Regions from separate parts of the Mus musculus genome. Here region 2 is linked to region 1. A link is a loop called in an ENCODE intact Hi-C map of the cell type or tissue named here. Cell type or tissue: gastrocnemius. All regions are shown on one strand. Links, peaks and the distances in the headings refer to the core of each region. The heading gives the core; the rest is flanking DNA. Region 1 has its middle 14 kb from the start of Gm32002. Region 2 has its middle 6.4 kb from the start of Snora26.

Region 1 (2,924 bases), core at 135-2,634:
AGAAGGATCTGGGAGTTCTACATCTTGATCTGAAGGCAGCAGGAGGAGACTGTCTACCACACTGGTCACAGTTTATGCATAGGAGACCTTGAAGCCTGCCCCCACAGTGACACACTTCCTCCAACAAGGCCACACCTCCTAACAGTGCCACTCCGTATGGGCCAAGCATTCAAACACATGAGACTATGGGAGCCATTCCTATTCAAACCATCACTGTTACCCCACCTAGCACCAGTGACATGCACTTTGCTTTCCTTTTGATAGCCGTGTGATTTAGTTAAATGATATAATAACATCTGTAAGGGTCAGCAGCAAAGGAGCTTCTTTACTGAGTTAGAATTCCTCAAACCTCCAAGACCTACAGAAGCGTGCAGAGCTCCACAGAGGAGAGGCCAAAGGCTGGTCAACTGACAAACTACCTCAGAACATTTCCATTTACACCAGAATGAGAGCAGTGTGGAAAGTCACCTGGACACACCTACATTATTACTGTGCTAGAGAAAAATTTGGGGATCAGCTGCGAAGAAGTTTGCTTTGCTTGAATGGAGTAGCATTTTATACACAATAGTTATGTATAAGCCTGGGATGTCAAGTTGCTAAATACTCCTAAGGGCATAAAGAGGTTGAATAAAAGACCAGCCCACCCATTCATCATGATACCTCATAAAAATAAAGGAAGCTGAATTGAATGGTGTGTGACCAATCAGAAATCACACAGGTTGTTAGGAAAGCTGATTGGTTCTCTGGGCTTAATTTCCAGTGAGCCATGGCGATGCACTGAATCCACCAACTCAAAATGAGTTAGAGCAGCTCAAACCAGAGGTATCGAGAGGCAAGCTGAATGCACCCTGAGGCTTGGTAAGAACCCAGAAGTGTATACATCAGCTCTGGGGAAGGACTTAGGAGGCTGTACAGAGGTATCCACCTGTGACATCAACAGTTAGGAAACCAAGGCAGAAGAATCATGAATCTAAGGCCAACCTGAGCTACATAGCAAGTTCTAAGGCAGCTATAGAATGAGACCATTTCTTTAAAAAGGAAAAGAAAAGAAAAAAAAAAAACAAACAAACAAGAATACTGGGATGGGGGCTTGTAATTACTTGCAAAATCAAAATAGCATAATTGCTTGGCAATGAGCTAACTGTGATATGGCAGACACTCCTGGCTTCTCGTGGCTCATGTTCTGAGGTTTTTCATTCAGTGTCAGTATGGTAACTAGACCAGAACTCTGTGCACAAAGGCTTTATTTCAAACAAACCCTTCACACACTGCCTGATTATGTCCACACAAAACCACGTATCATCTTAAGGACTGTATATAATGCCAGATGAAACCAAGGTTTCAGATGTCTCCAAAGGTCTGAGTGCCTGGACTGATGTGTCCAAATATGTAGAAGTAGACGTCAGTTCAGTTGACAAATCTCAGATTAGTCCTGGAATTTTTATTTTTAGACTAGCTATTTTTAGTGCAAAACTCCACCAGTGTTCAGGAATAGATGATGGGGCAACTACTTCAAATTCTTGACCCTGGGAAGGGCCCACGTACGCCGAGAGTTCTTTCGAGAGCTGTGTATCCTTCAGGCATCCGCCGTGCCATTTCTCTTGTCATGTGAAACCTAGTCACTCCTCTCAGCAGTTCTGAGCTATAGCTGCACCAGACAAGCAAAGTCACGTGAAAGCCAGAGAGAAGGTGGCACGGGCTCACGGGCAGCTCAGAGTCCAGTAGGACATCAGACAGCCAGGAGTCATTTGCAGACTCTTACTACACTTGCTGCATGCCAGTATCCACAAGCTATGTGAAGTCCCGTCTTAACAGTGTGTGATACCAGCATCTCTACAGTGGCAGCTTGTGAAGAAGAAATCATACGATGAGACAGAAAGCAAAAGACCTAAGAGGGCCCCTTTTAAGTAACTACTCTTCCTTGCAGGAAAAATTAACGCTGCAAGGTCAGCATTAATCCCTTCCAGGTATGGGGTCTGCGTGACCCCTAGCCTAGGCTCTGCCTGTAGGGGCTCCATCACCACCTATGGGGAATAAAGGTCCCAACCCTTCTCCACATCACTGGTTCTCCAGCTCCTTTCTGCTGGTTGTCATGAAGTCATGGAAAGATGTCAGTGAAGGCAGCAAGCATTGCATCTGCTGGTGCCCTAATCTCGAACTTCCATTGTCGACTATGTGAAAAAACGGCATTATGTGGTTTATGATCGTCTGTGAGGCATTTACCATAGCAACCTGAGGGGACTGAGCCTCATAGACTTAAAACAGCCTCGTCTGTGCCAGTGATGACTGGAGCTATGACTTCATTCGAACCCTGTCTCGGAGTCCAGGAGATTTGTCATCTACCTGACTGCCTCTTAGATGACCTATGTGAGTGTCTGGTAGGCACACCCACTTACTTCTTCGTGATCCCTGTATCCGTGACAGAACACCTGGCAGGAACAATGTAAGGAATGATTTGTTGCGGCATTCCGTGCAGGGGATACAATACATCCTGGAGAAGGCCTGGGATAGCTGGAGGCATAGAGACAGAAGTCAGGGAGCAGGGTCTAGAAGGACCACCAATCTGCATGACCTACTTCCCACTTTCTCCAGCTGGAACCCCCTACCAAAACAAAGGTTCCACGACCTCTCAAAATGGTGCTAACCATCTGGGGGAATCAAGTGTTCAGACTCTTAAGCTGATGGGGAACATGACACAATCAAACCGAAACCTCTCGTTTCAGTTAAACTGTGTCTGGAGTCAAGCGTGGTGGTGGAACACTTTAGTCCCTGCACTAAGGAGGCAGAGGGAGGCAGATCTCTGTGAGTTTGAAGCCAGCTGGGGTTATATCATGGGACCCTGCCTCAGACACACACGCACACTGGAGGCAACTCCTAGACCCCTGATCCACTCACTCCCACACCTGCTTCACAATCACAGAAAT
Region 2 (2,924 bases), core at 161-2,660, 48 kb before region 1:
GAGCAGATATAGACAATTACAACTAAACATTAAGTCATTAAAATAGCACCCAACATAGAGTTATTCACATTTTTCAAGAAAGAACTCAAAAGACAGTAAGACAAGTCCCATCATGCGGACTGTCTCCTGGCCTACCCTAGTCTTCCTTTTCTTCCTGGTCGCTCTTGCTTTACATCCACCCCAGGATTACTCATGCAAGCAGCCTGGCTCTGCTTCTCCTGCACTAATCTCATTAATGCAAATCTGATCACATCTCTTAAATCTGATCTGAGCCTCTCAAATGTCAAATTCTGCGATGCCTTGTTGCTTATAGGTTCCTGCAGACACTTTATTCTACTGTAACAGATGACAGGTAAATACACAGAAAATTAATGAAGCCAGTATTGAAGTTTCACAAACAAATCACACTCAGGATCGAACATAATCAGCCTGGACCATTTCCCCTCAGATCCTTAGCCACTGTCCTTTACCCTGGGGGCCACACCCTGTTTTCTGTGGGTAGAGTACTAACCTTGTGTTTACATGGGTCAAGACACGTCAACCCGCATTTTTGTTTCTGGTTTCTTTATCTCGATATTTCGAGGTTCACCCATATTCTTTGTAGTTTGGTCATGAGAATGCATTCCATTATGTGAATACAGTAATGGAATTACGTGTATCCAGATAAATGTTGACAGTAATTGGAGTTGTTTACATTTTGAAGCTATTAGAACATTGCTTCTGTGGCCGTCGTGATGACATCGTTAGAAGCATGAGACATGGTGCGCACATCTCTTGGTTGGATGCCAACAGACAGAAGTCTTGGATCAAGGTTATGGCCATGCTCACACTGATATGTTTAATGTTTTCCAAAGTGTTTGTGTTTTTTACACTCTCGTTAGCAACATATGGGAGTTGCAGTTCAATCAGCATTTTTTTTTCCATTTTGGTGGGTGATAATCGAGTTGCCTATGTTTTTAATTTGCATCTCTATGGTAATTAAGTTGAACACTTGTTTTGCTCACTCGTTTAGTTTGAGACTATGTCAGATATAGTCCATGCTGGCTTGGAATGCATCATGTAGCTGAGGATGACTTTAAAAAACAAACATACATACAAACCAACCACCATTTACTTCTGGGAGGGGGGTGGTTGTGGCACGATGCTTATGTGCAGGTCAGAGGGCAACCCCAGGGAGGCAGCTCTATACTTCTACCCTGTGAGTTCTGGGGATGGAGTCAGGCCATCGGGCTTGGCAGCAAGGGTGTTTTCTGCTGAGCATATACTCACAGCCAGGACGATTTGTGTCTGTTGATGCTTCTCTATACAGATAGCACTACCATCCTTGCCCGCTGAGCCCCTTCTTCTCTGCTTAGCAGCTACTCAGCAGCTACTCAGAAATAACCCTGTGAGACATTTGCTAAAGCTCTTTTTTCCTGAATGTTTTGTGTCTTCCTGCCATTTAACGACTATGGAGCATCTTGAGTATTTGACAAATTTTAAATAAAGTTAAATTCCTTAAACTGACCACATACATTCTGTTGCCAATACTTTCATAAGACTGGTTATTTGATAATGTCCACCCCTCCCTCTATCCATCTTAACACTTGCATTTCAAAGTAAATTGCTGCTAGCAATGCCTGCTAAGTCTTGTAAATACTTGTTTCTGCATGTACTTTTTCTTTTTTAACTAGAACCCAGTGGGAGGTCTCTTTTGATGTAAAATGCACAGAACATTCACAAATTGTTAGCATGGCAAATTTTGAATATTCGTTCACTTGTGAAACCAGAATTTCTTATCAAATATATATAGCACCCTGCCACCCTACAGAGTCCTTCACAGCCCCTCCCATTCCCACCTGCTCAGAGTGAGTCACGTGATTGTCAGCCCCACTATGGGCTACGAATGCCAATTCCAGAATTTGGTATAAGTGGAAATGCATGGTATATCCTTTGCTGTATGGCCTTTTCTCTGCAAACTTATTTGTGACTTAACTATGTAATTGCACAGTAAACATTTACTCCTTTTGAAGTTTTCAGAGTAGACATCCACTTGATGAGGCAGATTATTATAAGTATGTGGGGTTTTATTTTTAATTTAGTGTGTGTGTATGTCGACTGTGTGTATGTATGCCGTGTGGATGTGGTGCCCTTGGAAGCCAAACCAGGAGGGTGTTTGATCCCTGGAGCTGGAGTTCCGAGAGCTTGTGTACCCCTGACATGGGTGCTGGGAACTGACCTGGGTCTTCTGGAAGAGTGCTATATGCTCTGAACCACTGAGCCATCTCTCCTGACCCATAAGCATAAATCCATTTATTGAAGCATAGGTACACTAAATTCTTATATATTCAACCTTTCAAACATGATAGATTTGGAGGTAACTTAATACTTTTCAGACTATCAACATGATCAATGCCTTAAACATATCCATCACTCCCATGATCCCTCCCTGCCTCCCCTTCTTTATTAACATCATAATGATTCAGACCTTGTCCCTCCACACTGCAAAGCTTTTCTCTCTTCAAGACAGTGTCTCACATTGTGTCCCAGGTGGGCGTCAAACTCTCAGTGACCCTGCCTTGGCTTCCTCGGTGCGAGGGTGGCAGGTGTGAACTGTCTTGCCTGGCTCTGTAATGCTTTCGTAGTGTGGATGTGCTGATTCAGTGGTGTGCGCTTGAAACCTGCCTGAAGAAGAAAGATCTCAAATCTGAGGTCAGAGTGAGACACACGGTGAGCACTTCAAAGTGAGAATGTCAAAAAGGGCGATGAGATGACTCCGCAGGTAAGGCACTCGGTGCCAAGCGTGACGACCTGATCCCGGGGACCCACGTGGTAGAGGGGGAAAACCGACGTCTGGAAGTTGTCCTTGGACCTTCACACTTACTCTGTGCTGGACAAGCACACACCTGTATATGCACGCAGGCTTACACACACTAAATAAACTA

The links. Peaks named below come from ENCODE experiments on the same cell type or tissue, not always from the same donor. Only the 100,000 strongest peaks of a DNase experiment are listed, where the experiment ranks them.
Region 2: it touches region 1 in a loop (2.1-fold over the local background); 1 of 42 quality-filtered maps calls a loop at or near these places.

Annotation. Positions count from the first base shown.
Region 1 is chr5:74,146,261-74,149,184 of GRCm38, forward strand. No RefSeq gene overlaps it. Among named protein-coding and RNA genes, the nearest start is that of Gm32002, 14 kb to the right of the region's middle. In gastrocnemius, for the core only: no CTCF peak of the experiment used is centred there; no DNase peak of the experiment used is centred there; H3K4me3 peaks cover 413 bases; H3K27ac peaks cover 1,292 bases.
Region 2 is chr5:74,098,503-74,101,426 of GRCm38, forward strand. No RefSeq gene overlaps it. Among named protein-coding and RNA genes, the nearest start is that of Snora26, 6.4 kb to the left of the region's middle. In gastrocnemius, for the core only: no CTCF peak of the experiment used is centred there; a DNase peak (open chromatin) is centred at 1,204.